Regions from separate parts of the Homo sapiens genome. Here region 1 is linked to region 2. A link is a loop called in an ENCODE intact Hi-C map of the cell type or tissue named here. Cell type or tissue: heart right ventricle. All regions are shown on one strand. Links, peaks and the distances in the headings refer to the core of each region. The heading gives the core; the rest is flanking DNA.

The links. A loop is a pair of places that touch in the nucleus more often than their neighbours do. Peaks named below come from ENCODE experiments on the same cell type or tissue, not always from the same donor. Only the 100,000 strongest peaks of a DNase experiment are listed, where the experiment ranks them.
Region 1: it touches region 2 in a loop (6-fold over the local background); 4 of 110 quality-filtered maps call a loop at or near these places.

Annotation. Positions count from the first base shown.
Region 1 is chr7:136,859,590-136,876,287 of GRCh38, reverse strand. CHRM2 (cholinergic receptor muscarinic 2) reads right to left here and starts at 7,636. Exons shown (of 4, transcript NM_001006630.2): 1 at 7,296-7,636; 2 at 6,870-7,027. RefSeq lists an enhancer at 6,195-6,957. In heart right ventricle, for the core only: no CTCF peak of the experiment used is centred there; DNase peaks (open chromatin) are centred at 5,004, 5,834 and 7,567; H3K4me3 peaks cover 3,966 bases; H3K27ac peaks cover 3,907 bases; H3K27me3 peaks cover 3,421 bases.
Region 2 is chr7:136,027,153-136,043,850 of GRCh38, reverse strand. It overlaps a transcript of LOC105375523 not described here. Among named protein-coding and RNA genes, the nearest start is that of MTPN, 58 kb to the right of the region's middle. In heart right ventricle, for the core only: no CTCF peak of the experiment used is centred there; a DNase peak (open chromatin) is centred at 9,870; H3K27ac peaks cover 4,279 bases.

The DNA.
Region 1 (16,698 bases), core at 4,311-12,310, 830 kb before region 2:
CAGATAAAACCATCCAAGTTGCCTAGCATTTTTATAAGTTAACTCCTTTGTAAATAATTTGTTTTTTAAAATAAAAACACCCATGGCTTCGCCTTCCAAAACATGTTGCTATGAATAATAAGGGCTAAAAATGTCATTATTATTATATTGATTAGGTATATAAAAATAACAGGAATATACTGAGCACCTAGTGGGCACCAGGTGGTGCACATGGCTGTGAGAGATTAAATGAGATAGAGGATGCCAAATATTCATTAACTTCATCATATTATATCATACCTTTTCATGAGTATTATTATTAGTTTGAGGAATGGCTAGAGTATAAGTGTGAAGCTTATCATTGCCTGTTAGTATTATAATAATAATAAATTCCACGAAGAGGAGGAAGAGGAGGAGGAGAATAAAGGGGAAATAAATATATTGGCTAGTATTTATTTAGCATGTACACTGTACCAGTCATTACACTAAGCTATGTGCATGGATTCTTTCCTTGTGCAGTTGGAGGATGAAGAAATGCCTGTGAGAAAGATGGCTGGCAAAACAGCTCTATGAGCTATGGAAGCTCTCACATGGGTTTGATCTCAGGGTTTATCCTAGACTGTTGAGAAACACTGAAGAATTTTAAACAGGAGAACGACATGTTCAGATTTGCATTTTAGAAAGGTCACTCTGGCAATGTGAGGAGTAGCTTGTACTAGAGAAAGACTGGAGAGTGGGAGACCGGTTAGAAGCATATGGCTCTGGTGATAGTTCATGTGAGAGGTGCGAAAGGTCTGAAAAGATGCCCGGATGGAAAGAGGGGGATGGATTCCAGGGAAGCCTCTGAGGGAACAGATTTAACCTGGGGTCTGATCAGAGGGCAGCAGTGGAATTTGGAATGAGAAAGAAAGAAGATATGTTTATAGCATATCAACCTCACTTCTAGTTTGCCATGTATTTAGGGATTAATAAAAATGTGCAGCTTGATATTATTATTCACACAATCATGTAAGTAAGAGTAAAACGTCTACGTTTCTCACCTAACAAATACCTCCACTCTTTCTTTCTCACGCGTGTGTGTATGTGTGTATGTATATGTATATATGTATATATATTTTTTTCTTGCTGGAGATATATATATATATATAAAATTCATGTGTGTGTATGTGTGTGTATATATATGTATATATGTGTGTATATATGTATATATGTGTATATATGTATATATGTGTATATATATACACACATACACACACATGCATTTTTTACATATATATATATATATTCAGCAAGAAAAATGTTTCCATTCTAAAGATAGAAGACTTCCATTTAGAAGTCTTAAAGACTTAAATGTGCAGAATATTCTATCAGACTATCCTCCCAGGGATATCTCGGTGGCATCTCTTTTTCTTCCATAAGAACATTTTCATAACAATGTTAAACCTGTAAGGGTATAAATATCCTTCCCACCCCTTTGCCATAACTGTATACATAGTAAACAACATTTGACATGCCCAGACAACAAATGTATTCTACTAATCTCTTTGCTTAAAAACATATTAATTCAAAGTCCTTCTTGCTTAGGTCCAGTTGAATTTTTGTTTGAAATTGAAATTCTCCCTAAGCTTTAAAACGGATGTCCTTGTCCTATCCAATCCAATGTGCTTCCAGTTATTGAACACCAGAGGGCATCATTCAGTGAAAGCTTGGATTTGGGAGGGAAGAGGGGAGAGAGGGGGGGCAGAGAGAGAGGGAGGGCATGGGGGAAGACAGAGAAAAAAAAGAGAGACAGAAGGAATTCCATTACTAATGAAAGAAAATGAGAAAACTGAGTTTTTAGTGTGTACCCTTATCTACCATGAAACATTACCATGGTAACAGCACCAGTTAAGATGATTGTATATTTAGGTCATAGTATAAAAGAAGGAGCTAGAACATGTGAAGAAAAAAAAAGAGAAATAAATAAAGTAAGACAAAGATATATAAAGAGTGGAAAGAGGCAAACCAACTGGAACCTACCTCATTCTTTGCTAATAGCAGTTTACAAAGTAACATTATACTTTTCAAAGCACATGTGGATAATAAATACTAATTAAAAGTAAATGGGGCCATTGAAATTCAGAATCTTAAGTGCCAACAATCTTATAGAAAAAGAGAACTCATTTAGCATGAAAAAATGGAGAGACAACTAGACTGGGATTGGGATGTGTGTGTTCTTATGCAGTTCTTGGTTAGCTGTGTCACCTTGAAAAAGTCTCTTGATCTGCTTCCTATCATGAACTCAGCTGAATGATATCAAAATTATCTTTTATTACTATGCATCAGACAAAAGAACTTCTGTTTAATAATGTCTTAGTATTGCTGAGAGGTGAAAATGGCATCTGCCAAAATTTTGGTGCCCTCGTTTACCTCTGCCAGAGGCAATCACTGACTAAACAAGACAAGCACGTGCCAACTAAGAGCCTACTCAGCACTGCCTCTTCTTTGCTTAAGGTTTGGAGGATCTAACAAAAACATGCAAAGTTGTATTAACAGATGGGGAGAACATCATTGAACTTCTGAATGCCATGGTTTTGTTTTCCCCAAACACAGGGAAAACAAGTGCCACAACTATTTATAGCGAACCGATTGACACACTATAAGAACTAAGACAGTGGAGTCCAACAAGCTTGTGTTTGAATCCAGGGGCTGCAACTTACTAGCTGTATGATCTCGGGTCATTACCAGACCCCTCTGAATGCTGATTTCTTCCTGTAGAAAATAACATCTACTACATAGGATTGTTGCAAAGATAAAATGAGAAAATTGATTGCTGTATTAACTCATTCAAAAGAGATTTAATATGTTTCTTAGGTATGCCTGGCTGTATTTTAAGCAGTGAGGCTAAAGCAACTGACAAAACAGAAAATATCATATGGGAAGATGCTTAGAATAATGCCAAGGACTTAGAATACACACAGCAAAAATACCTGCCTAAGGAAAGGTGACTTGCATCTCTTTCCCCACATACCACCTCCACCACATAGGCCAGGTGAGCTGTGGGATATGCAATCAGTATACTTATGCCATTTATCTTAAATGAGAGAAGTCCTGATGCCTGCTCAATGAACCAAAGGTGGACAGAGTGGGTACAGGAAGCAAAAGCCAGTTGTTAGTAGTCACAAGGTGGACATTGGTGGCTTTCGATACATAGGAGTCTCTTGGGAACTATGCCACGGAGAGTCCATGTCATAAAATCTCAAGCAAGTCAAATATAAGTTTAAATAAAGAAAACCAATTCTTCAAGAGAACTGTGTGGCAAAATGTTTCTGTCAGTCTCTGTCCTATTGAGTAAAGTGGGAAAAGTTTAAGACAGGATTGAGAATGGTGTCTGGGTGATCTTGTGAAGATAATAGAAAGGGTTCGCTCACATGCATATTCTAAACAAAGGCTGACATCAGTGATGGAGGTTGAATCCAGCACGATTATTGATATACCTACAGATTCTTGTCCTCATTTTTCTCTCTCCCATTCCGTCTTCATTTCCCTTTTGTTCTAATTTCTTCTCTTCTCCCTCTTTTGTACTTGTTTTAACTTTACTCATTGTTGTGGGTCAGAGAGACATAGGACTCCTAATTAGCCAGCCTAACTTCCATTGAAGACAGTGTCATTCATGCTTTTTGTGCCTTCCCTACCTGCCAGCAGTCTGGGACTGTTTTCTTTGGATCTCTGAAACCACCCATTCCTATTGGCCCTGGGGAATGGCTGCTCTGGAATTGGAATTGGAAAATTGTCCAGTAAAGACACATCTGGATGCTTGACTATCTGGACTTTCTGGGCAATGAAGGCGATAGGGTCAAATTTAGAGCAATATGTGTTTTTGTTTGTTTGTTTTTTAACATGAAGACAACAGTCTCAGCCTCCCAAAATTGAAGGACCATGGGAACTCACTCCAAAGGGACTTTTACCAGTATTTCACCTGCTAGTTCTTTCCACATCTGACTCTGAAGTTAGTTGAGAGCTGAAAACATGCTCTTTGGGTTCCCTTTTACTGGAACTATGACAGTATTCAAATCCACCTATTTGCTCACTCCAATTTGCCTCCAGGCACCCTCAAGCACCCTTCTACAAACAAACATGCCTCTTTATTTTATAGGAAAATGAAGCATCTTTCAGACAGTCTAGCCCTGGGAATTTGGAGTCCCAAAACTTTCCCCCATTCCCACCCCACCTCATTCACAGAGCTTTATTTTAAAATGGTAAACAGATTTGGCTGGAGTTCTCACCTCTTTTTAGGGTCAGGTTAAATTTTTTAAGTTTTAATTGGCATTATTGTCTAGCCCAGGAAAGCAAATAGAGTCAATAGGAAGTTGCTTATCCATTGTATTGCTGCAACTGGAACACATTTTGATAATAGTAGTAACAATAATAATTCACCTGGCATTAATTTGTTACTTCTGAGTCCTCAGCTGCCAAGCCTGCAAAGCTGGGACATTGTTGGCACAAAATTCTTCCATTCGTTTGACAAGTCTCAAAAGTCCACTTTCTGAACTGCAGCCGAATACAGTTCCCAGCTTAAAATTGTCTCTTGGCCAAGTCAATTGTTCTTACTCCTGTGATCATCAGTGCCTTTATTATTAGCTCCCCAACAATGGCACAGGTATGCCTGTTTGTGGCTTCTGTTTAAAAATACCATCATCTCTTTTTTTCTTATCAATGAAAATGCATATATTTCCTATCATATGGTTGCGCATATTTACCGATTGCTCACAAAGTGCAATGCGCGGCCTTTGCCGCACAATCCCGAGTTCCTTACTCTGGAGTTTATTAAAAGCTTCATTTTGAGAGCCCTCTCATTGGGAGACGCCAGGATTGCCAGAAGCGAACAGAAGCGCTGGCGCATCCCAGCACCAGGCATCGAACTTCCCTGGGCAGCATGGAGAAAAGCTGCCGCCCGCGGGTGGGCTCCTGGCGGGGACGCCCAGCGGCGGGGCGGGGCGAGACGCGGGCGGCCTGCAGCGCTGCAGCCGCAGGAGCCCTCAGGGCTCCGCACAGCCCGGCCCGTTTTCCCCAGAGACTCCCTCCCCTCATGCCTAACCCCAATTCCAGTTTTCCTCAGGCCTTTCGGGTTGCCCCAGGGTTTCTCTCTGGAGTCTAGGCTGACTTCCCCTCTCCACCCGCAGAGCCCTGCGTGGGCCATGGCCATGACCCTGGCGGTGGCTGCAGGCGTCCCGGGCTGTGGAGCAGGGGCTGCGCGCCGGACCGCTGGAGGGTGTGTGGCACAGCGTGGGGACTGGTCGCTGTGTGCTTGTGTCGCTGGCTGCGTGTACTAGGGGATGGGCAAATCACACGGCTGCCGCATACCCACTGCCACCCAGCGCTAAGAAAAGAGCAGGAAAAGCAAAACAAACAAAAAAGAAAAGAAGACAGGGAAATAGAAAGTCGATGTGGGGGATTCCGGAGCTTGAGGAGTGGGAGGCGCCGCGCTCTTCTTGGCTCGCGGCGCCTGGGCTGGCAGACTTGGAGCCCTGGGTGGCCGCAGTCACAGACGTGCTGTGGCGGTGAACTGACTTAAAGACGCGGGAGGGCGGCCTGGGTGAAATGTCCACCGACAGTTCTGCTGGCTTTACGCGTTTACCTCCAATTCTCTGTTCTCCTCCAGCCTCTCTGCCCCTGGCGAACCTCCCTGCTGGTATTTCCGTACATGCAAGAGCCTTGGCATCATCGCCAGGGACTGGCGGGTCGGTGGACTCAGCCTGGGACAATTCTGTATCTCAGGGCAGCCTCGAGGACGGCAATGGGCAGGAAGATAGAGAAAGGGATGCGGATGCTGGAGGCGGACGGAGGCAAAGGGTGTGCCGCCGTGTGTGTCAATAATTCTGGGGAATTTTCACCTCTCCCAGATGAGTCTCTACTTACCCCGTGAGGGGCCCCAGGGGCGCCGGGCAGCGCGCACAGGTGGAATTTCTGCGCGTCTACCGGCACCAGGCATGGACCGCACCTGTCCGTGTCCGAGAGCTACAAGTTAGCGGCGATTGCCTGGGACCTCAGGTGCGGACTCCAAGGGACATTGCGGGCGGGGAGGGGTGCAGCGGTCCCCAGTCTACGACCCCGGGGACTGCCCGGGCGGTTCAGGACCCATTGTGAGTTAGGTGGCGAAGCCCAGGCACTGTCTGGTACCTCATGAGCTTCGGGCTGAGACCTTGTCCCCCAGCCACGGCGGACAGTCCAGCTCCTGCGCGGGGCTCAAATAGGATGGGATTGCAGAATGCTTCCCTCTCCTTTGTCTTGGGACCCTTTCCCCCATTCTAATTGCTTCTCCTCCTTGGCCATGACCTGGAGACCGCAATGGGAAACCTCTCCAGCGCCCAAGGGCTGCTCCGAAAGCGGAGCCGGGGGACAGCTCGGAGCCCGAGCGAGCCGGGCCTCCATCCCACACGCACAGAAGACGCGGTCAGACCCCAGCAGGAAGGAACCCGAGGGGCGGGAGGGACGAAGCTCTCCTTGTCTTGTCCATGGCTGCATCTGGAGTGGGTGGCGGGAGGGGGGTCAGCAACAGTAGAGGGAATGGGGGGCTGGAATAGGGAGCGACGCCGGGACAGCGCAGCTCCCAGGCTGCTTTCGCCACATTCGGCTGGACTCAGTGACCGTCGGAATCGTAGGGGTACCTCGCCTCGCGCTGTGCCTCGTTTGCCCCTTCCTTTCAGACCCGCCATCACTGCTCGCAACCCTCCAAGCCCCAGGATCCAAAGTTTCCGTTTGAGAATCTGCACGTGGGGAGGACCTCCCTCCAATTCCCCCAAGCCCCGACCCCTGAGCCTCCGGCTTGGGGGGATATGAAGGGAGAGACCCCCTGGTGCCAGGGCCCTTGGAGTGGGTAAGCGGAGAGCTGCACAGCGCGGGGCCCTTACCTGTCGCTGGTTTCGCTCCAGTTGCCTCCCCGGCTGCGAGGTGGTGGAGGCTTGAAGGAGCGAGGAGTCCTTTGTGGGTTCAGGGCCGATCCGCTCGGGCTGGAGCTGCGCACCGCTTAGAGTCCGAGGCCAGCTGCCGGTTCTCTTTCTCCCTTGATCTTGCAAAAGAAAAGGAAAAGATTAGTTGATGCCGAGACACTGTAGGGGTGGGGCGGGAGAGGCGGGAGAGGCGGGAGAGAACCGACCCCAAGGCTCTGGCGAGAGCTGCGGGGCTGGCGCGCGCGCAGGCAGAGTCACGCACCCCACACTCGTCTCAGCCACTTGGCTAGTCTGTGACCTGTTCGTGGTTTAGACTGGAGTTAAATTGACGCTGCCCCCGCCCTCCACGCCAAACCACTAAAGGAGAAGCAAACAAGACTTTCAAACCTGGCTTTCACGAAGAGCCTGGAGACCAAAATAGAATGGAGACCTGGATGCCTCGGCGAGCTGGGCTGGATTCATTTCTTCACCAAAGTGCTTGGGGAAGTAGGAATTAGTTTTGGGAGGCAACACCTATTCGGGTACCTCGGCGATTTCCTGGTGAAATCTGCGATTTCCAGGCTCTGGCCAACCCGCAGCCTGGAGTGTGTGAGTGTGTGTGTGTCTGTGTGTGTGTGTGTGTGTGTGTGTGTGCCCGCGCGCGCTCCCTAGGTCTTTGCGCCCTGGCGCCTTTAGTACAGCAGGAGAGCGTGTCTGTATTCGTGCGTGTGTGTTCGATTAGCTGCAATGGGCGGACAATTTCTGGAGAGAACATTTACAATTTTCTTTCAGTATGACAGGATTAGTTGCTGTTGAAGGCGCTCCTCCAATGAAATCTTCTGTGCTCTCTGATTTGGCGGTTCTTCTGAGCAAATATGACAGCCGTTTCTCCAGGCTCTTTTTCGCTTCTCTCCATTTCCATCCCCAGAGCCCAGCTCTCCATCTGCAATTTCTACATCAGAACCACCCCCAACCCCGAGTCCCTTCCCTGCAAGTGTGTGAGTGCTACAAAGGTGACATGGCATATTGGGAAGAACGCAGTATTGCTTTTTGTTTGTCGGAGATACTTAAGCCCAGTTTTTCCAGGTGGGAAAATGTTAGACTAAATCCACTATGCTTTGTAAATATATAATTGTGCTGAACTATTCACAGATTGTTTATTTCTTTGGAGCTTTGACAAATGTATCCGAAGGAGAAGTAATTTTTTTCTCTTACTTTAAATATGAGCCAGTGACCATGTTTTCTTCAGCTAATGGGCAGTAGACTACAGAATATATCTATATCTATATCTGTATCTATATCTATATTCAGAATATGTGTATATCCAGAATATATATATCTAGAATATATATATATATGTCCAGGATATATATATCCAGAATATATAGATATATATATCCAGAATATATATATATATATCCAGAATATATATATATATATCCAGAATATATATATATATCCAGAATATATATATATCCAGAATATATATATATATATATGTCCAGGATATATATATCCAGAATATATATATATATATATATATATATATATATATGTCCAGGATATATATATCCAGAATATATATATATATATCCAGAATATATATATATATATATGTCCAGGATATATATATCCAGAATATATATATATATGTCCAGGATATATATATCCAGAATATATATATGTCCAGAATATATATATATCCAGAAAATATATATATATCCAGAAAATATATATATATATCTCAAAAATATATATATATATATCTCTCTCAAAAAAAAAAATATATATATATATATATATCTCCAGAATATATATATGTTTGATGCTTCAGGGAATTTGTGATCTCCATGAAAAAAGATTTAGGATGCAAACTTTCTGTGTTCAGACCTGCCTTTGATGTTTATTTCTTTATTTTAATGAGAAATTTCTGCCAATAATTGTATCTATTATTTTTAGATACTAACCTCATTTGATAAAAGTACAATGATAGGATTCTAAAGTGTAGCTTAGGCCAAAACTTGCTTTTGTAAAAGCATATGTGTATGTGAATATAACATCAATATATTATATATTACATAGGCTTTATTTTCTCTCATCCAACTTCAATCAAATAAAGAGCAAGAAGTGGAAACCTTAAATTGAATAGCCCAGAATTGGACACATCACTTTTTGGGTCACAGGGATAGACAAAGAGCAAGTTAAAGATACATTGATATAATATAATATAGTCAATTAAATTCAGTTCAGTTCTTGACGTCCAGGGTTTTGCTAGGTATTAAAGGCCATCCACAAGAGCAAAAACCACTGTCCCTGTGTTTTTATAAGCTTCTATTCCTATTGACAAGAAAAGACACTTCATTTGAAACATCTATGTAACAGTTGACAATCCAATGATTAATTTTATAGCAATGTAAATTTATTGATAAATGGAAATGCTGTAGCTGAAAGTTTCTGCCCTTTTTGTTAACTCATAGCTATCACCAAGCAGGACTTGACACAAAGTTGATTTTGCTTGATTGAAGTCATCCTAAAATGCAGCATTACAATACTGTGTCTCTGCCTTCAACCTCCATACTTACATCCCACCATCACTGGGTGATTATAAGATACCTGTGAGAAAATCAAAACAGCCCTGCTAAGTCTTGTTCTCAGCCTCTCCCAGCATTTGTTCCACTACATTAAATATCTGATTTTGTCATCTCTCCTCTCTTAGACACTCTTTTCAGAATGAATTCACATTTTCCTTTTTTACTCCATTATTTCTGTCTACTGAGCCTCCATAAACCCATGAAGCTGCTTGAGTCTTTTGGAACACACACACAGACACACACCCATCAAAGCAAAAAAGTGAGGAGAAATAGATCCCTGGCCAGCAATAGACAGGAAAACCCAGTGATTTGTTACTTTTTTGTTCCTTTACATCATTAAGAACACTAAGCCCCCTTTTACTAATAAAGCTGCACATTCCAAAATGAGCAACCAAATAAATAACCAATGAAGGCAAACGAATATTTTTCTTAAACCTCAATAAAACAGAGTCTATGTGTGACTGAAGTGCTATGTTTAATAGAAGTCAGTATACTTAAGGCCTTTTGGAGAGGAGTTGCACAGGGAAGCATCATTTTTAGCCAACGGTCATCAATTATGTCCATTTTCTTTTTCTAGGTCATCACTTAGAACACATCTTTATATAGACTTGTAACTCTGCCATTCACTGTGATTTTAGGGAAGTTGTTTAACTTTTCTTTGCCTCAGCTTCTTAAACCATAAAATGGGTATAGCATACATGTCGGGGTTGGTAGGAGGGATAATGGAAGTAATTCATGTGAAATTCTTAAAAGAGCATGTGACACATAGCAAATTGCTATAAATATAACATTGTCGGTCAAGACTGAAAAATACAGTTTCTTGGGTCACACCTGTGACCTCTGAAACAGAGTATTAAGGAGTGATTCTTGACAATGCAAACCATAATGCTCATCACCATCATATAATTAACAAGATAAACATAATCCATCAGCATTCTGACCCCAGGGAACTTAATTCTTTTCTTCTTCTAGTTGCTGTTTCCATACAAGAAATGATCATGTGTATTCTGAGTGTTTTATTTTAATCTCTTAAGCCAGTTCGTTTTCTGAGGAAAAAAAAAAGAATACTCCCCACCCAAGGAATATAGCATTTATATGATTAGTAACTCTTGGTGTGGAACATTTTCGTTTGTCTGTTTTTCGTGAGATGGAGTCTCACTCCGTCGCCCAGGCTGGAGTGCAGTAGCATGATCTTGGGCTCACTGCAACCTCTGACTCCCAGGTTCAAGCAGTTCTACTGCCTCAGCCTCCCAAGTAGCTGGGATTACAGGCACCTGCCACTGCGCCCAGCTATTTTTGTATTTTTTGTAGATACGGCGTTTCACCGTGTTGGCCAGGCTGGTCTCGAATTCCTGACCTCAAGTGATCAGACTGCCTCGGCCTCCGAAAGTGCTGGGATTACAGGCGTGAGCCACCGTGCCGGCTGGTGTGGAACATTTTCAAAACTGCTTTTTAAATACTTTGTAAAATGCATCTATGAGATTTTTTTTTTAATCTACATTCCTCTTTTCCACCTCAAGGAACTCTAATAAATTAGTAATTTCTACTTATTAAGCCAAACTTCATTACATATAACCTTCAGACACACACTGAAGAGCTCTCAATGCCTGTGAAGGGTGACTTTGAATCTTTGACAAAGCTTTCGTTTGAATAAGATTATAAATAAGGTCACCACTAACATGAGAAGAAGGGGAAGCACAGGTCTCATTCCTGGGAGTGTGGCGCATATTTAACATGCCACATTGATTTCACTGCAGCAATAATTAGGCTTCAATAATTAGATGCACAAATCAGCACTCTATCATCATAAGTGGATTAAGAGGGTGACAAGTTCAACTCCAGTGATTTCCCACCAGGTATGGCAGTCATAACATTTTTAAAATTTTTTTTCTATTTTCAAGGAACCAAGAAAATGAAGTTGAGGGCTTTGCCTATATTGGGAAAATGAGCCAAGAGCAGATCTTGCCTTGTCCTTCATCTTCTACTCACACAGACTGTTTAAGAGTTAAATCAGGGAAGCACCGTATTTATCAGCAGGAGCTTTGGAAAAGGTGGGCTGATTTATCTGATGGATGCCAAAGAAACCTTTCTTTTCCTTGACCTCAGTTTGAAATATAACAATCCTGGGTTAAAAGTAGATCTCCGCTAAATGACAATCACTACTTACAATGGGTTCTTCAATTGTCTCTTACTGTTTTGAAATCTTAATAATGGTTTCATAATACACACATTATTCTTCCTAGAATTATTTATTTTTTCCTACAGACCTTCCCAGAGAGTAATTTAAAAGCTTCTATTCTTTAGCTTAAAAAGATGATCTGTTTTTATTCTAGAAAATCCTGAGCTTTTCTTTTTCAGACCCTGCAATTGAAGTTTTCATATACAAATAGGACTGATTCTGAGGGATAATGTTTAGTGACAGTGTGACAAACAATGCTTTGTTATTTTTTTTCTTTTCCACGAAGTTTGGCATCACAGATGTTTTCAACTCTTTTCTCTCATAGCAGCGATAGTGTTACCCAATGCCTGAAAACATTTACTGCTGCTGAGTATAAAATATTTAAAATACAGGGCTCTTTTGCAGACAGGGACTATGAAGAAGGGAGAAAAAGCAGAGATGGGAGGGGAAGTGCACCACCCTGCAAAATGCTAAACAGCTGCAATGGTGATAAATCAGTGTTAAGAATACAGAAGGAAAAGGTCACATGGGATGCTTGTCTCCTTAGAGAAGCATTTAGTGTATGTGTGTTCCTCCTACCAGGAGGTAAGCTGAGCGCTGCTTCAGAAGCGAACCTCTAAGACAGGGTGAACTTGAAAGTTTCAACAACTACCTCAGTGTATATTTTCACAAACAGCCTACATTTCCCCTTTTTACAGGCAAAGTTAAATGCTGGAATCTCAGATGAAGATAAGATTCTAGCAAATTCAAAGTGAAAGTCTTATGATACTCTTCTATATGCATGAGGTCTCAGATTATTTGAATCAGTAATCTTTGTGCAGGAAAGAGTCATCTAGGAATACTTAAAATCTTTTGAGTCTGTAGAGAAACCTGTGCTTACTCATGGGAATTCACATAATTGCTCAGATCATACAACATACCAATTTCTTAAGCCAACTAAAGGGAAAAGCTAGAAATGCTAACACATTCTAAAGAAATAAATCCTGGGTGCCATCACAACATTGGACCACTTCCTGATTAAATTTGACCTACCTCTATTTCTTGAGAGTGACTGGAATAATTGTGATGCAAAAGCTGCACGTTGCTAAGTAAGACTTAACTGAGTGTGTCTGATACTGTAATATCACTTCATATAGATCTTTTCACTTTAAAAACACACTCCCCTAGCAGTGTGTCCAAGGCAGCATACTCTAAACCATTCCGTGATTTACTGTGCCTAAGACAAATCCTGTCTTTTCATTATTTAACCAGCAAAGTGATGGCGTGTTAGGCTTAAGGACCTCATTTACAAAATCTCATGGGCAATATTTCATAAATCCCTGCAGAAAGGAATGAGGCAAGGCCCTAGGCATAGTTATTGTGTGTGTTCCATTCCTACAAGGCTTTTATTGGCAAGTGTTTTTCTAGAAATTGAATTGGTTTTGAAAGCATGCCCAATAAGCATGTATTATTTGCAATCATTGAATGTCTTCAATAACAAGCACTCTAAATCTACCTTGAGAGGTCCAGAGGTGGCACAAGGTACTCCCCTTTTATTATGCCAGAATATGGAGTAGACAGTTTCTCTCACTTGATAGCAAATCCTGGACAAATTTCTTTCTTAAGCAAGTCTCACATAAACAAAATGCCTGTGCTTTGCTTTCCTTCTACTATATTGTAAGTTTCAGTGGGTCCTCGTGAGAATGCCAGATTGCATCTCTGAGAATTATGTTTCTCAGCAGCCCACCACAGACCAGACTTGAAGCATCAGGATTTGTCCAGCAAATATTTATATATCATTCAATATTCTCTTAGATATTAGGATTAAGTCTGCAAAAACAAGGAAGCTTTCCTGCCCTCTGGAAGCTAAGTTGGAGAGAACAAACAAAAATATATATATATTATTATTATTAGGCACCTCCAATAAAATCTGTGCTGTCATAACCCATGGGGGATTCAGTAAAGAGCCTTGACTCTTCATTAGGGAACTAATTCCAGAGGTAGATTATAGCTGAGTTACACTCTACCTAGAATTTGGAAGCTATGCTAAGTTAAATCTGTGGGTAAAATACTCTGGATGATGAAGCAATACATACAATATTTAAGGCAATCACCAGGAAATTACTGCTAAAACTGAAGACATCTATTAATGACCAACTAGCAAAACCTTGGGCCCATGCTTTATAATATCCAGAGTGGGAAAAAGTATCCAAAAATTATTGAATATTATGTCTCATTTCTGAAGTTAATTAATGGAGAAGCCTAAGAAGGGCAATAACACTCCCACACACTCTTTGTCCAGAGTGCTATGTTCTAGGATGTACTTCCAATCGCCTAGTTTCTCTGTAGCTATTTATTTATTTATTTTTTCTTTTTACTTTTGTGTTTTGGAAGCAATTAAGCTGACTGCAAACTTACTTAGCAATGTGTGTCTCTGGCACATGGTCACTTCTGTAATTTCTTGAGAAGAAAACTCTTGGCTGTGGCTGTTACAGCTTATTCTAATTACATAATGGCATTGGGATAGGGATAATGTAACTAAGAACTGGAATGCAGTTGCTGTTCACAGCATTGACTGAAAGGAATAAAAACCCGTTTTGAGCTGTAGTATATACCTTCAGCTTGCAGAATAACAGTAGGCTTATCTCTGGGAATGTTCTCTCGGGTTTCTTTGCAGCATGCCCCAGAGCTGGTCCATAGTGATAAGTGAGAGAATGGGAAATGGGCAGGGATGCAAACTTTCAAGGTGAAAGTGGAAAAATAAGCCACCCAGTTTCTAAGAAGAGCTGTGCTGCATAGAAAGCCTCTGTGCTATTATCTCTAAATTAGGGTCACCTGTGCAATACTAGGAGCGGTGAAGAAGATGGACAAATGGTAAGGTATAAATGATAGAATTGCTTTTAGGGCCAAAACTTTGGATAGATGGGATCATCTATCAAATAAAGAAAAGGAAACACCAGTGATTCCTTCATCTGTGGGGTAAGGATATACCTATATTATTTTCTGGTGTCATTTGAGGGAACAAGATTAACTCTTGCCTAAAACTTTCCTTATCTCCAGATACATATTGCCTTATATTGTTCTAAGTAGATTCTCTCATCAGCTCCTGGTATGAAATATCATATCAAGGTACCCCTTGTCTTTATACAACTTTCAATGAAGAAAGATGAAAATTCTACTCTAAAGCAAAGATTCCTGTTCTGCCTGAAGTCAAGTGCAGAGCTCCAGCAGTTGCTTAATTCCGGCTTCCAAAGCCAAGAGCAGTGGTATCTGTAACTATAAAAACTAGCTTCTCAAGCTCAAGACCATGACTGTGTTCCGATAACGAGATGAGATAGACTGACTCCCTATAATTCTGTGCATTTATAGAAGAAACTCTGATTTTTCTTCTTGACCACCTAATTCAGAACCATTTTCTCATTCTAAGCCTTTTTGTCTTTAAATATTCTTTTTGGCTCAATTGCTACTATGTTCTTATGCATCCCAACTACCAGCTGGAGATTTACCAAATAATCTTGACCTCAACTCTATGTACTAGTGTTTCTGTGTAAGTTTAGACCTAGACTCCTCCTTCTTAAATTAAAAAAATAATAATTCTGATCTGCACTGTGATCCCATTGTTTTTAAACCTGATAATACTTCTTATAAATTGGGGTGTGGCCAATGCAGCAGGCGTGCAAGCATAGTGGACCTTTCCCCCGATGGCTGAGTCAGTTTTAAGTATATTCAATTTCAACTCTAGTTTGATGTGGTTACTTGCTTACAACTTGTTATAACAGTTATAGGGAACATTTCTTAGTATATCACTAGATGAATATGATGATGATTCTCATGGAAGATTTTTTCAAACTTAAATTATGAGTTGTCTTTGTCATTGGGCTTATTATTTTTGGCCAGAATACTAATATACATATTAACGTAAATACAATGTTTATACATAATTAAAAATAACCCCATAACATTAAAAGCATTTTGTACTATGACTGCTTAGTGATGATAACTTTCCTGGAAAGTGAGAGTTAGTTGGTAAAATTTTTTTTTTTTTTTTTTTTTTTGAGACAGACTCTTGCTTTTTCGCCCAGGCTGGAGTGCAATGCCGTGATCTCGGCTCACTGCAACCTCTGCCTCTTGGGTTCAAATGACTCTCCTGCCTCAGCCTCCCGAGTAGCTGGAATTACAGGTGCCTGCCACCACACCTGGCTAATTTTTGTATTTTTAGTAGAGACGGAGTTTCACCACTTTGGCCAGGCTGGTCTTGAACTCCTGACCTCAGGTGACCACCCACCATGGCCTCCCAAGGTAAATTTTCTTATTGTATTCTCTCTTCTGTACAGAATTTCCGATTGCTATTTTTGTTTCTAATCTTGATCTATCTTTCCTGCAAGTAATTTAGGAACTAAGCATAAAGCATTGGATTAAAAGACTAATAAAGATGGTAAAATAAAAGTAAATTTTAAAAATGATTGCATCACTTAGTGAAATTAGAAGTCCTAATGGAGTCAACACTCATGATCTAAAAAAAAAAAAAAAAAAAAAAAAAAGACTAAGAATGAGATTCCTATGCTCACCCCAAAGTACATCGATGGAAGCATGGGAAACCAAGATAAGAGCTGTCAGGAAAAGGAAATGAGACACTGCTGTTTTGTAACTCCTTCACTAAACTACCAGAAACTACAGCATGGCTCTCATACTAAGCTGAAAGTTCTCAGCTCCTCATATGCAGCTTATAAACCTGTTCTATTTAGCTTTTAAGGAAACTAAGTATTGAAAACAAAAATAGTTCTGACAAGGCTTCTATTTCTTTCTTTTTGCTTGCTTTCTCCCTTGTGTGGTGACAGTTCTCTCTGTGAGCCTCTTTAGAAACCTGATGGCACACACAAAAAGAATTTACTCGAAATAGTCTGGGGGTGTTGTGATGGAGTGGAGGGAATCGAAATGTATAGCAGTCTAGTTGCTAAGGATAAAGGTCAGAGTCTAATACCCAAAACCGGCGTGTCACAGTGCCTCTCAAAATGAATCTGTGGCAAACCATAAAAATTAATCTAAATGCTTTATTACAAAT
Region 2 (16,698 bases), core at 4,894-12,893:
CTGTTACCATCTCTGAGGCTCTACCTATTCCCTCACTCTTCTGCAATCACAACCAACTTAGAAGATCTTGAATCTCTTGAAATTCTACTAATTTCCAAATGAAATTTTTAGTTTGCACTTTTTTTAAAGCTAATCCCTTAGTGAAGCCCTCAATTCTGCCCCTTAGAAGGTTCTCTGATGCTATGAAGCTGAATTCCTATTGCTTCTAAAATAGTTTCCCGTAATATTCAGCAGGGTCATTAGAAAAGAGGCCCAGACCTTAGCAAGTCAAGCCCCTGTTAAATTCAATCCCTTTGCCTTTATTTCATAACTAAATAATTTATCTAAAAAGGATTCACCATCTTTTATGGATACAGAAATTACTCCAGTATTATTCAAAAGGATGATAACATGGATTTTGGGGGGAGGTTTCACAGGAATGATAATCTTCTTTGAACCTCAGTTTTCTCATCTATGAAAAAGGGAAAGCAGCATAAATTCATAGGGTTGTTATAAGCATCAAATAGATAACCAGTAAAATACCAGCACAGGGCAGCACCCTAAGTAGACATTCAATAAGTATTTTCTTACCTCCTGGCCTGCAGCAAATTGGACAACTAAAATTTTATATACATTCTCTGTTCTCTTCAAGTTTACGTAATAAGTTGTAATTAATCTATACAAAATTTTTCCTAAATTACTTTTTAATCTTTTGCCTTTTAGAAAATTTTGACTCTTTACATTATGAAGAGTAAATGGGTTTAGGCTAAATTAGCATTTGGTCTTTTGAGTATTTGGTGCATTGGGTATTGAAGATGATGACATTACCCTGAATTCTTCTCTTTTCCAGGTAAAAAAGTCCCAGTCCCTTCAACAGTACCTCCTTCAACAGGCTTTTCAGTCTTTTTTTCCATAGATCTTTCCTTTCTCTATATAAAGGTTCTGTCCTAACTCTTACGCTGACTTTACGGAAGTGGCTATATGAGAAGACCATCAGAATTATGTATTAAATACTCCTTACTTGCTCTCTCTGGATTGCCTAGCTCCCATTTCCTAAAGGAAATAGTGTTTGATCCTCAGTGCTCACTGGATCATTTCTGAGCAGTTGCCTTTAATTTGCTTTTTGATATTTTGGAGTTGAACAAACTTGAGTCTAATTCTCTATTTTTGTTTAATTTTTGCTTTTACAACTCTGTGTGGTAAATATTTTCAAAATTCAGAAATGTTGAAAGAATACACTGATCTCTCATATATTTCTACCTATATTCAATAATTAACATTTTACCATCCTTAATTTATCTCTCTCTGTACACACACACACACACACACACACATAGAAAGAGAGAGGGAGGAAGAGAGAGAGAGATAAAGAGAGAGAATCATTTCATAGAAAGGTGTAGACATTATGGTACTTAATCTCAAAATACTTCAGCATGGATCTCCTAAGAGTAAAGATATTTTCCCACAGTATCATTATTATACCTAACAAAGTAATACAAGATACAAAAATTCTATTATCTAACATGCAATCTATATTCAACTTCCTCTACCCACTCTGTCATCTGTGTGATAAACCCTTGATTTCTTTGAGCTTCTGTTTTCTCATTTATAAGATGGGGTTAATAAAACTACTATAAAGAGTAGTTGTAAAGCTTTGAAAAGTTATTCTTTTATTCAACAAACATTTCTAGAGTATCCATTTATGTGAGCCAGCCACTGTTCTAGGGACCGAAGTTAAAGTGATAAAAAAGGCAGACAGAGTCACTGCCATCACTCTAACCAAGGGGAAATCTATGAAAATCTTAAAAGGTCAGTAGAAACCCTCTTATTTATCAAAATTCAAATTAGCAGTTGGGTGGTTAGTCAGAAAAGTCAGTTGAAAGATATATGCATTCCTCATTTTAATTCAAAACATACATGCACATATATTACGAATTTTGTGACATTAGGCCAAAGCCCCCCTTTGGGCATGAGTCTGCTGACTGGAGGTCAGCATTGACTTTCTTGCACAAACCACACCCATGATGCACTATCTTAGATTTCCAGTTGCCATTTCTTTAAAATAGAGAGTAAGGATGTCAAGAGTCTTGCAGGTAACTCTGCTTTCAAGTGGAAGATTGATTACATGTATAATATCACATAACAATTTTGTTGTTTCTTCTCTATATTCCTAGACAACTAAAATGACCATAAAAGAACTTAAAAGATTATGATTATTCAGAGATAAAGAGAATAGAGTAGGAGACACAGATATTCAGAAAATGAAAAGTGGAAGGAGGGGCCACTGTCTTAACAGAGTATGAGGAATCATATGCCGAGCGCCTTCAAGGAGAAGAGGATGGCGACGAGTGAGACATTTCCCCCTGCAACTCAGGGACTCCAGATTTCATGGCACTGGGTAACCCAAAGGGTGGGTCCAAGGACAGAACAGGTCAGGAGTGAGACACAAGACTGAACACAGAGGAATTAAGCAAAGAATACATATGACAAATGAAAATATCAGCCTCCTTCCCACCCCCTAGAACATGGCAGGTAGAAAATACTACCTCCTCCATCACCTTCAGCACCACTCATGAGGCAGGAGAGTGGGAATCTAAACTTGAAAAACTAAACCGCCCCCTACCAGGCTTTGTGGCTCACCCCTGTAATCCCAACACTTTGGGAGGCCAAGGCAGGCAGATCACTTGAGGCCAGGAGTTCAAGACCAGCCTGGCCAACATGGCGAAACCCCATTTCTACTAAAAATACAAAAATTAGCCAGGCGTGGTGGGGCACGCCTGTAATCCCAGCTACTCAGGAGGCTGAGACAGGAGAATCACTTGAACCCCAGAGGCAGAGGTTGCAGTGAGCCAAGATCGTGCCACTGCATTCTGGCCTGGGCAACAGAGCAAGACTCCATCTCAAAAAAAAAAAAAAAAAAAGAAAAGAAAAAAAGAGAAAAAGAAAAATCAAACCACCCTAGCACCCCAGAAAGACAACTGGCATATTTACATTTGGTGGGGGGAGAGGGAGTCTCTTGATGAAGAGGCCAGATGGTCTGCTTTGTAGTAAAGCCCACCATCAACAACCTCCCCACTCACCCCCACCCCACCGCCCCCCCACACACACACAGATGTTCCAATCAGCTTTCAATCTAGAGCTTCACTCATATATGAACAGACAACTCAAGATCATAAATGCTTGAAAAGAAAGACTTCAACATGAAAAGGTGAATTCAAAAGCAATAGCCAAAAAAGAAAAGGATCTTAGAAGAAAGGTAAACAATTAGGTAACACTCAAAACAAACCAAAAAAAATTGCAATTAATATCAGAGAGCTTAGATAATGCATTTGTAAAATAAAAATTGATATTTTTAAAATCATACAACAAGCAGAAGCTCTTAGAACTTAAAACCATGACAACTAGGATGAAATACTTAATAAAAGGAATGGAGAATAATGTCAAAGAAATCTCCCAAAAAGTAGAATCAAAAGGCAAAGAGTTAGGAAACGGGAGAGAAAATACAGGGGACCAACAGCTGACTGCTGGAGTTCTAAAAAGGAACAAAGAACTAGATGAGTAGAAATTATAATAGATACTAGAAGCAATTTTGCAAATTTAAGGGCGTGATCTCAATACTTAAAAGGCCCAGCAAACACCTGCCACAATCATTTTTTGTTAAACCTCCAAATTGCATAATCATGGAGTTAGGGAATAATAGGTATGAAGAGAACGTCATAATTGCATTTGTCAGAGTAGCATCTGACTTTTCTCAAAAGCAACACTGGGTATAGAAGAAAGTGGAGCAATGCTTGTAAAATTCTGCTAGACAGTTATTTTCAACCTAGAATGCTTCCACTAGACAAACAGGGTGTGCTTGTGTAGAAGTCTAATAATAACACACATGAGGAAGCAAGGACTAAAAAACATTACTTCCCATGAGTGCTTTCTAAGGACACTCCTGGAGTACATGCTTTAATAAATTGAGGGAGAAAAATCAAGAGAGGAAGACTGGGAATCCAAAACACACAGGTCATCATTCCTATGTTTTCCTACGCAAGTCATCAGTGAAAGGAAGTGACCCCTGAACAACGGCTGTGCACCAAGTCCGGAGGGCAGCAGGGCCAGCTCAGAGCAGCAAATGGTTACTATGGCACAAGGGTGTAGGGGTGGCAGAGAGTGCAACTGATGATTTTGAATGTTTACATCATTTTTTTCTGAGTGGCTGACAGATATGTTGAAGCATTTAGAAAAAATTATAAAATGGAGAAGGAGGAAGGAATCCTCACTCACCATAACAGGAAGTCAGCAACTACTGACTGAAATCAATCACAAAACAGCAGTAATGGCATATTGTTAGATACATGGAGAAAAACATCAAAAGAATCAGCTAAAGTTATTGAAAGCGGCTGCCTCTGGGAACTACCTAGAACATCCAGCATATTGCATCTTCATCAGAATTATTTCAGTTGCAAGTGATAGAAACTCAAATTAGTTTAAGCAGAAAGAAGAATGTATTAGCTTACTTAGCTTTTAAAAACATGGATCAAGATAGCTAGATTCAGGTTTTCAATAACATTTATATAATATCCGCAAGAAATTGTCTCTTGTTCTCCATGTCTCATCTCTCCATCTCCTGCTTTCTTTTCCCTGGATTGGCTTAACTTTCCGGCAGACTTACCCCATATGGGAACAAAGATGACCTCCTGCAGCTCCAGACTTCCAGGCCCTTAGCTTTCAAACTCTAAGAATGATACAATGGCTCAGTCCTGGTAGTTCTGGCAAAAATCCCAGGACTGGCTCTCATTGATCTGGGTTTGGTCATATGGCCAGCCTTGAAGCAATCTCTTTAGCCAGGATACTTTGATGCTATGATGGGCCTATGTCACATTCTCACCCTTGGAGTCAGAAAAATGAGGTCAGCTCCACCTGATATACATGGACTAAGGAGAGTAGTTCTCCAAAATGAAGTTGGGGTATGCGATAGTTCATTTTATTGTCATTTTTACTGGCAACAACTCAGGTACTCAAATATGTGGCCCAACAGTATTCTAGACGTTTCTGTGAGGTATTTTTTAAATGAGGTTGACATTTACATCAGTAGACTTTGAATAAAGTAGATTATCCTCCATAATGTGGGTGAACCTCATCCAATCAGTCAAAGGCCTAAGGAGAAAAAAACTGATCTCCCCCAAGAAAGAGGGAATTATGCCAGCAGACTGCCTTCAGGCTTAAGCAGCAGTATCAACTTGTTCCTGGTTCTTCAGCCCGCTGGCCTGCCCGGCAGATTTTGGACTTTCTGGCCCTCCACAATCACATGAGTCAATTCCTTAAGATGAAGAGATATATATATATATATATATATATATATACACATATATATATATACATATATATATATGCATACATCCTCTCTGCTTCTATTACTAGATAGAAAATTGATAGACAAAGAAAATCTACTCAGTGATTGATAGTTTTACTTTAAAATCTACCTACTAAAACAATCAGTTCTATATTAAGTGGTAAAATAGGACACACGTGTCCATAAACTCTCAGTCACAAAAGCCCATGCAAGGGTAAAGGCATGATTCATCCAAAGTGATAGATATAGTTTGGATGTTTGTGCTTTCCAAATCTCATGTGGAAATGTAATTTCCAGGCCAGGCACAGTGGCTCAGGCCTATAATCCCAGCACTTTGGGAGGCCAAGGAGGGCAGATTATTTGAGGTCAGGAGTTTGAGACCAGCCTGGCCAACATGGTGAAACCCTGTCTCCACTAAAAATACAAAAATGAGCCAGGAGTGGTGGCGGGTGCCTGTAATTCCAGCTACTCCGGAGGCTGAGGCAGGAGAATCGCTTGAACCGGGGAGGCGGAGGTTGCAGTGAGCTGAGATTGAGCCACTGCACTCTAGCCTGGGCAACAACTCTGTCTCAAAAAAAAAAAAAAAAAAAGCAGACATGACATGTAATCTCCAATGTTGGAGCTGGGGCCTGGTGGGAGGTGGTTGGGTCATGGGGGCAGATGCTGCCTGAATTGCTTGGTGCTATCCTTGTGATAGTGAGTGACTTCTTTTGCTGAGTTCACATGAGATCTGGCTGTTTAAGAGTGTAGACAGTGAAAGCCCGTCTCTACTAAAAATACAAAAAATTAGCCGGGCGTGGTGGCAGACACCTGTAGTCCCAGCTACTCGGGAGGCTGAGGCAGGAGAACGGCATGAACCCGGCAGGCAGAGCTTGCAGTGAGCCGAGATCGCGCCACTGCACTCCAGCCTGGGTGACAGTGAGACTCCGTCTCAAAAAAAAAAAAAAAGAGTGTAGAACCTCTCCCCTCTCATGCATGCACTCCCACTCTCACCATGTTACACTGCCTGCTCCCACTTTGCCTCCCACCATGATTGGAAGCTTCCTGAGGCCTCACCATGAGCAGATGCTGGGGCCATGTTTCCCGTACTGCCTGCAGAACTATGAGTTAATTAAACCTCTTTTCTTTATAAATTGCCCAGCCTCAGGTGTTTCTTTACAGCAATGTAAGAACAGACTAACATAGTGATTAAATAAGTACTTATCTTTGAAATGCAGTTTTCTATTTTATTTCAGACATAGAAGATAAAGGCAGTCTAGAGGCTTCACCAAGCCAGGAAGAACAGACGTGGACTAAAAAGTGACTCATGGATGACAAAAGACCTGTAAATAGCAAAAGCAGCTGATGGCACCACAGAAGCTGATACAGCTGACAGGATTCCCAGCCAGGGCTGAGGGCTCAAGTAACCTCTAAGTATACTGAACTTGCCCTCAGGATTCTCAGAGTTAGCGAGGAATGCTTGTAAGAGATTTTAGGAAACTTTCAACTATTTATTCTTCGGGTTTGTTGTTGTTGTTTGCTTGAAAACAGGATCCTTTTACTAAACTACAGCCAGCATATCTTAGCAAGTGAGAAAATTGATATCAACATTTGGGTAGCATGGGAATTGATTTTTCTTAGGTCTTTGGATAGGGCACACACTACTTTAAGTGAAACTATCTTAAAAATGAATCCAGGTCATTTCAATCTATGACACAAAGGTTATACCATGAAGCTTACTATAAAGCTTTTTCTAAAGGGCAGCTGGGAAGATAACCAACATTCTCCACCTACCGTAAATAACTAGCAATAATAATTTTTAATATTTCATACAGACTGCCTTTCACTGAGGCACAACAACTCTTTTTTAAATAAAAGCAACAATTTCAGGAATTTTAAGTTACTGGCCTTCTAGTCACATCACCTTGCAGTCCAGTCCGTACCAAGAAAAGTTGACATGCTGGTACCATGCCAACACCACCTAAACAGAGCTAACTTCTCATAAAACCTCCCTGAGGAGGCAGAGAGTAAACAGTTTAGATTTCAAACTACTCGAGTGAAACATGCTGCTTACAAAGAAAATATAAATAGGGAACAGAGATGATGACAAAGCAAGTCATAAAAACTAGTGCAACAAACCTAACTTGAAAGTAATTTTCCTTTACTGATATTGTTTGACTATATCCCCACCCAAATCTCATCTTGAATTCCCACGTGTTGTAGAAGGGACCCGGTAGGAGGTAATTGAATCATAGGGACAGGTCTTTATTGTGCTGTTTTTGTGATGGTGATTAAGTCTCACGAGATCTGATGGTTTTAAAGAATGGGAGTCTTCCTGCTCAAGCTCTCTTCTCTTGTCTGCTACCATGTGAGACATGCCCTTCACCTTCCGTCATGATTGTGAAGCCTCCCCAGCCACATGGAATTGTAAGTTTATTAAATCTCTTTCTTTTGTAAACTGCCCAGTCTTGGGTATCTTTATCAGCAGCGTGAACATGGACTAATACATATACCAAACAAAAATGCAAAGGATCCCCCACAAATTCAACTTCACTCTTTGCAAAATGTCATAGCTCCAAAATGATCACAATATATAGACAAAATTAAAACTCAAAAAGTGAACAGGAACGATAGAGTGGTAAAAAATGAAGCAGGATAAATAGACATCATAAACAAAAAGATAATTTAAAAAATAGTAAACTATGAGTATTAAAATGATGAAAATGAATAGATGATATTAGGTAAAAGAATAGTCTAGAAGAACTATGTAGTATAGGAATAGTTTAAAAATAAAAAAATTAAACAATTCTCATAAAGGAAGGAAATAAAATTACAAATGGTTCTAGAAATTCAGAAGTCCCATGATTAACATCCTAACAAGAGGTAAATAAGGTCCCTTGGAGTGACTGTTCATTATTCTCCCCAACTGCTGAAGTTTCAGGGGTTCCTTATTCCTGGACAAATATCCCTAAAGAGATGCACATTGTCCATAGGATGCCTCAAAGTAAGGTCTGCACATGCACACATATGTCCATCACAGTGCTATTCATAATAGCAAAGACATGGAATCAACCTAGGTACTCATCGGCGGTGGATCAGATAAAGAAACTGTTGTACACTTACAACATGGAATAACTACATGGTCATAAAAAAGAACAAAATCATGTCCTCTGCAGCAACAGGGATAGAGTTGGAGGACATTATCCTAAGCAAATTAACGCAAGAACAGAAAACCAAATATAATGTTCTCACTTCTAAGTGGGAGCTAAACATTGAGTACACATGGACACAAAAAAGGGATTAGACACTGGGGCCAACTTGAGGGTGGAGAATGGGAGGAGGGAGAGGACTGAGAAACTACCCATCAGGTACTATGCTCATTACCTGGGTAACAAAATAATCTGTACACCAAACCTCCATAACGTGCAATTACCCATGCAACAAACCTGCACACATGTCCATGCTAAAACTAAAAGTTCGAAAGAATTTTAAAAATAAATACAAAGAAATGTAGACCACATTCCCAACTACTACTCAAAACAAAAACAAGAAGAAAAGAAATCACATTACAAATAGCACATACATTGAAGGCAACTAACTTCTTCTTCTTCTTTTTTTTTTTTTTTTTTTAGAGGGAGTTTCGCTCATGTTGCCCAGGCTGGAGTGCAATGGCGCAATCTCAGCTCACCACAACCTCCGCCTCCCGGGTTCAAGCGATTCTCCTGCCTCAGCCTCCCGGGTAGCTGGGATTACAGGCATGCGCCACCATGCCCAGCTAATTTTTGTATTTTTAGTAGAGATGGGGTTTCTCTATGTTGGTCAGGTTGGTCTCGAACTCCTGACCTCAGGTGATCTGCCCGCCTCAGCTTCCCAAAGTGCTGGGATTACAGGCGTGAGCCACTGCGCCCAGCTGGCAACCAACTTCTTAATAGGCTTTTTGGGGAGGAAAAACTGGGCTCTAACAGGGACCTGCTTAAAACCCTATGCTCCTAGAGAGCTGGGCCACCAGCATGAAGCACAGAGACTGGGGGTAACTGGCTATTAAACTGAACAGAGCTGAACTCTACCAGAGACCTCCAGCTTTATGGAAAGTGCATGCTAACAGTGTCATCAGCCTGTCCCTTTAATCTCAAAACACCTCACCAATTTGATTCTCTTCCTCAACATACAGCCTAGAATATGTCTTATCTCAAGCTTCTCAAGCTACAGAAGCCAAGGCCCTTCCGGTTTTTAGCACCTAAATGACAGTAGTGAGGACTAAGATGAGAGGTGGACCAAGGTCACATACTGAAGAGAGCATAAGCAGGACACTAGAGCATCGTACTTGGCAGGGTTTTTCAAAGTTAGGTTGTTGGACGACCTTGCCTCAGAATCTCTAGGGGTGCTAGGTCAAAGTGAGATTCCTGGACCACATCACAGACCTAACAAGTCAGCATCTTGGAGGTACAGCCCAGGAATCTGCATTTTAAAGAAGACCGTCCCCTCACCTCCCACCCCAAATGACTGGTATGCTCTACAACTTTAAAGATGTATTGTCATTAAGGGAAAGTGGAATCAGGGTAACCTCGGGGCGAGCAGCCAAGGAACAAGGAGAAAAAACTGGGGGAGCATCCAACAGCAACAGCAGGGACAAAAGGAGACAAAGCCATAGAAGCAGAAAAGCAATGTGACGGGTCACAGTAAATTTTCTGGACTTAAGTAGGACTTCACTGGAAAAGCTACAGTCCCCTTGCCCCTACAGGCATGCCTCTGCAGCTATTAAAGGCATGGTACTCTGACAGATTACAGCTCCTTGCTAATTAAATTGTAAATCTTGTTTCAACTGTTTAAGAAAATCAAGGACACTAAAATGCAGTCATCTCTAAGCTAGAGTAGAGCAGCTGTCTTATCTTGAAAGAACACAGCACCCCAGCAGAATCTACATCAGAGGGAAAGCAAAGAGTCCCTGGGAGCTGGAGATGAGACGAGTGAGCTTGATAAAGTGCAGTTAAATGTTACCGGAACACTATGTACTAAACAAAGTTTCAGTAACAATCTGACAGCCTGCTTTTCAAATTTAAAGCCTACTCAAAAGGTCAGACTGCCGCACATCTCCAATCTCCTGCTCAATTCTAGATAGCTTCTAAAGGCCTGGGTCTCTCCTGCTTTCTGAACTATAACATTAGTGTTTCTCAATCTACTCATTTTAATAGAGTACTCCAGAGCCACACATCCAGAAGGTTCTTCAGAGGTCAACTTGCTATGCCTCTACTTTAAGAAAGAGCTCAGCTACAAACTGTGTTTACAAAAGGTATCTCTGCTTGTCCTACTAGTTCATGCCAGGGATTCGAATTAAAATGCTCACATTTTTATTGAAAAGACATTTCTCACACACTCTCACCCAAATGTCAACCTCCTGCAATGGGGAAAAGGGGTGATACATATTAGTCAAGGAGTTGGTGATGGGAACCTTCTTTTACCTCTCTTCAAGTTTCCATGGGACATCATCAATATAACACACATGACCTCTCCCCACGCACTCACTTATTTTATTCCATGGTAAGTGGAATGATCTATATGATGAGTGAGTTTGGAAAAGAAACAAAGCAGGCATTCTTCAGCCTTATTTTCCCATTTCTCTGCTTGCTGGCAGACACCTCTGGTCTGATGCTCTGTTTCATCAGGATTGCAGAGATGTCCATGGTTTTCTAGCCCTACCTAGGTAGGTGAGTCTCCCCAAATTGGAGAAAGGAGCCAGGAAATTATTATTGCCATATGCCTGACCCACATTCTCCAAACTAGCCTTTATTACTAATAAAGGGGCTATTTGGAATTTCATCTGCCTTACTCATTATCTCTCTCATAATTGGTTCAGAACTAGGTGGAAAGAAAGTGGAGTAGTGTATAGGTTGCCCTCAAGTCCCCAACATTTGGCTTCTATTATACTTTCGGTTTAGGAAAGACTCAGCATAAATCTTTTTGGTTAGAGGAATAAAGGGGATCCTCTCAGCCTAATGCCAATAATTCAGACCGTGGAGGAGAATCACCTCCTAACACAGCTACATTACATGCATTTGAGGGTGATTATTGGTAGAAAAACAAAAACAAACCAAAAATGCGCCAGTTGCACAGGACTTATGTAGGTACGTAGGTAAAAATTACTATTCCATTTGTAGACACTATTGCTCTGTGATCTACCCTTTATTTTTGGTTGTGAGTGGACTAAATATAGGTGCTCTGTTTGCCATTTCCATAATGTTTGCATTTTCTCGCCTCCAGACCTTCGTACACACCACCACCCATGGAATGGCCTCTGTTGGGGCCACGATTGTTCATGTGGAAAATGCCTGCTTATCCTTCAGGACTTATTTCAGATTTTAACTCACCCTGATCTTTTCAGAGTTAAATACTTCTTTGTCTTACTATAGCATCTCATTTATAACTCTATTAGTGTGTGTGTGTGTGTGTGTGTGTGTGTGTGTGTGTGAGAGAGAGAGAGAGACAGAGAGAGAGAGAGTCCTGCTCTGTCATTCAGGCTGGAGTGCAGTGGCACAATCACGGCTCAGCAGCCTCAACCTCCTGGGTTCAAGCGGTCCTTCCACCTCAGCCTCCCTAGTAGCTGGGACCACAGGTGCATGCCGCCACATCCAGCTAATTTTTTTTTCTGGTTTCTGTTTTGGTTTTGGTTTTGGTTTTGGTAGAGATGGGGTCTCCCTATGTTGCCTAAGCTGGTCTCAAACTCCTGGGCTCAAGTGATCCTTCTGCCTTAGCCTCCCAAAGTGCTGGGATTACAGGCCCTCACTTTTTTCACGTCTTTCCCTCCTCTCAACACCTGCACCATTACACTGGGAACTCTGGAAAGCATAACCATCTTTTATATCATCTTTATCATCCCCAACCCCTAACTCAGTGCCTGGCATATGGTAATGCATAATAAATATGTGAGGAGTGAGAGGCAAGTAAAAGAAGAAAAGAGACAGAGACATGGGCACAGATACAGAGAGCCAGGTAGAAGACAGAAAGAGAGAAACAAGGATAAAGACACACAAAGAGGGACCAGAAAGGTGGAGAATAGGCATGCGGGGGGATAAAAAGAAAGGAAGAAAAGAAAAATAAAGTCATAACCACATAGTCTCCCTCCTCCTACCAAAATACTTGCTAAGGTCTTACTGAACTCTAAGGATAGCTATGAATGGGAGAAAACTGGCCAACACAACCAAGGACCATGACAAATGTAAGTGGCTGAAAAGCAAAGGGGATGCTTTGAAAAACTCTGCCTAGAATCCAAGCAGATCTGCAGAACCGCACTCTTGTTGCTAGCCCAAGTGTAGGAAGAAGAGAGAGCTTACGTGCAAAAGGTATACATGAACCCTCCCACAAGTGGAAGCTTTCTATTTCGACTGTGCTATGAAGAAATGATTTATCTGCTTGCTAACAGCATTTCCCAATCCTTCTTGTTTCATTATTGATATAAAGAAGAAAAGAGTTTAAACTGATTCATTTTTTCTTTTGACCTCTAAACCACATTTGCTTGCTTACCTGATTGTGGAACTTTCAGGAGATTATTTAAACTTTCAGGTTTGCATCATAAGGTACTTTTTCTGTAGGCATGCCATAAATCTGCGAGATGAACTGTGATTCATTCCTGTAGGTATTAGTATGTCATTATGTAAGCATTGCCAATAATGAAAAAAAATTACTAGCAAATGTTATGGCAAAGAACAAATAAAAGCAGCTATATCTAAGTATTATATCTCTATATTATAATAAAAGATGGGCTGTGTATAAAGAAGTAATTTATAACAGCTCACAAGCAACTCAACATTTTTCAGATGATTATCAGCCAAATTGTCATGTACCAAATAGGAAATTAAACAAAACAAAAAGTCATACACAGAAATAACCAATTAGAGATTCTCCTCTTTACACTGTTTTCTGAAATGAATTGGATTATTTCTCCACAAAGACATAGTAGGCTCACTAAGGAGGACCACGGTATGTACAAAGCATTTCCCATGTGTACCACAGCGTGTCTGTATTAGGCAGTCAAATCCTAGTGGCCAAGACCTAAGTAACTCCTTGGTTAGCATTTATGACTACAGTGTGTGTCAATAGGCTTTTATGTTTCTTTGTTGGTTGTTGTTGTCATTTTGGCAAGGGGTGCTATTTTGTTTTGTTTTGTTTGTTTTGTTTCAAACTCTATGCAACCAACATTTATTAGCAGCTCCTGTTTGGCAAATACTGAGCCATACCCTAAAGAAACTTTTTAAACACGAGTAAGGCTCAAACCCTGTATTCAAGGATCTCATAGGTCTTTCGATTTTGGCAGTGCTACAAATACAGACATTCTGTCTGCTGCTAGCCTAGGCCCCCATGGAGCTCCTGGGAAACTTAACAGAGAGCAGGCATAGAGGTCCAATCTGCCACCCTCACCCTCTCCCTTTATCATCAAACCTACCTGTCTCACCAGTTTCAAATGACTCTTCCAACCCTTATTTTATTTACCTTTGTGTCAATGCCATTTGTCTATTTCCAACATCCCTCTAAGCAGATCATATGTGTTTTAAGTACAAAAATAGGTCTTACTTATTTTGATGTCATCTAGAGCAAGGAATTCAGTGTGTAGATTAATAAACTGTTTCCATCTGTCTTACCTTCCTAATGGTATCATGAGTTCTTTGAAGAAATAAACATTTTTTGGTGATAACCAAATACCTCATACAAAAATATTTGGTTATCACCAAAAAAAAAGAGAGCACTTCAATGATGGAAGGTATTATATAACATAACTATTAAGACTAGACAATCTCAGGGTGGAGGAAGACCTTCAGCTCTTATTTTGAGGGGTAAGGGGAACTGAATTCTCATGCTCTGGACCTAAATGTGCCCCCTCCATCAAAAATGTTTGGTTTGTCAAATTCATGGGTGGAGAATAAGGGAATTCCCCAAGGTGTGTATGAGCATTGCAGAATAATGGTTCTTAAGTGTGTAGGGCTCATGAATGGGCTTTAGCCAGTTCATTAACATGTACCCAAAACATGTTTGTGTGTGTAGATGCATTTTTCAATGCAATTATTACATAGCTTGGACTAGACACTCAAGGGAATCTATGACTTAAGATAAAATTAGGAACCCCTGCTGTTAGATAATCTTAGCATAACTACTGTTTTTCCCTAAAAATCATTGGAGAAAATGTTCTTCCATGAATTAAAGTGTCCAGAAAGAGCATTATACATGGGGTGAATATCACACTTTGTAAAACCAAAGAATAATAATAATTAAAAACAGAGAACTCAGAAAGAAGAGAAATGCCTTATACCCAGAGGCACAAAATAGTAATGTGCCCTCTGAAACAAACAATGACTAAAAGCCAACACATGCTTGTTTTAACACCTAGGTTTGAGATATATTAGAAAAAAAATGTCATAGTAATTAACCTTCTACCTCCCATCCATATTCACGGGGAGAAAAATAAACAAAAGTTTAGCAATTGCAAAACTCAGGGAGCCAGATATACCCAACTATTTCCTTCAAGAAAATTTTATCACTGCTTTCCATTCTACTCAAATGATCACAGTATAGCCTAGTACAGAAAGGAAAAGATCGCTGACCTACTGCTTTTATATAAACTAATTTCTTCATGTGTCTTATTCCTTTATAAAGCAAATTGAGCCAGGCACTGTAATAGGTGCTAGAGGTAGAAAAGACATCCCTAACATCAGGGAGTTTGCAATTTGAAAGAGAACAAGATAAGGAGGCAAAATTCAAATAAATAAAATGGTTTAAATGGTTATATGTTATGTTTAATGCTATTGTGGAGACAAACAAGATTCTTAAGTTTAGAATAGTCAAGGAAGATCTTTCTAAAGAAGTGTTACTTAAGCTAAGACAAAGATTGTTAAGAAGAGCTGTAGACATACATAGAATGAGAAAAAGATTCTACAGATGAGAAAAGAACATGTTCAAAGACTATGAAACAAGACAGAGCATGGAATTTTTGAGAAAGGAAAAAGAAGAATGGATGAAGTCCATCCACTAGGGAAAAGAAAGTTAAGACATATGATTGAAGAAGGGATGAGATTATGCAAATCCTAGAGATGATGGTTTAAACCTCAGACCTTGTTCTAGGTACAATGGCAAGTCCCTGGAGAGTTTTAAGCAGGCCTGGGGGTGACCTCATACAATTTCTGTTTTAAGCACATTACCTTTAATAATATGAGAAGAATAAATTAGTGTGGGAAGACTAAAAGATATTGATCTGGAATAAATGGTAGCAATGGAGTTCAAAAAAAGGGAGATTAGGGCATATTTAAGAAATACAACAAACATAATCTTCTGATAGATGAGACTTGTGCAAGAAGAGAAAGGAAGGAATCAAATATCATTCCTGGGATTCTTGGAGTAGCCAAGAGGATTGTGAGGCCATTTGCTGAGATTGAGATTTGTGGGAAGTGTTAACAATGCATTTTGAACTTATAAATTTTGCCATATCTGTGAGACACTCAGGTGGAAATGTCAAGTAGGCAGCTGGATCTGCAAGAATGGAGTTCTGATGAGGGATCAGGGCAGAAGGTATGTTTGGTAGTCTTTAACATTAGGACCAAATTTGTTTGGTATTTGAATCCATAGAATAGATGAAATCCATCTAGGGAGAAAAATCAGAAAAGGGAAAAGGGTCCGTAAGAGCTCCCCAGAAAACAATCATTTAGAGGATTAGTTGAGCAGGGGAAGCAGGCAAGGGAGTCTGAGCAGGGGGTGCTGGTGAAATAGGAGAAAGCCGGAGGCATGAGGAGCATTAAAAAAGGAGAATTCTTCAAGAAGTGGTCAAGTGGATTAGATGCTGCTAAAAACAATCACGTTAGATAAGAATAGAGAAATGTCTACTAGATTTAGCAAAATGAAAATCACTTTCTACCTTGACTTTGACAATGGTTTCAGCAAATTGGTGGTCACAGTGGAAGCCAACTATAATGGCTCAGGGAGGAGATGAAAAATGAAGAAGAAATTTCTATAATGGCTGCACAGACAACGGTTGAAGTCTGACCAGGAAAAAATGCAAAGAAATACTCCAGCCCGAAAGGTCAAGGAGTTGGTTCAAGTCCTTGCTTGTTTGCTCAGAGAGCCTAGAAAATGTTTGTGTGCAGCTGAGATGATCTGATTGAAAGGAAAAGATGACTAAAGCAGGAGGAAGAGAACATAAAGAAACAAAGTTCTCAATAAGGTGAGCTGGCATAGGATCCAGAGCACACAGGGAAGGGCTGACCTTTAACAGGATGGCAGTCAGTCTGGTCAGGCAGTCAGTCTGATCATGTGATATCTCACAGCTGACCCCCTTCCATGGGTTCCCAAATCAATAAAACTCTTTGTTATCTTGAGCAAATCAGTCTCTCTACATCTCAGCATCCTCACCTGTAAAATAA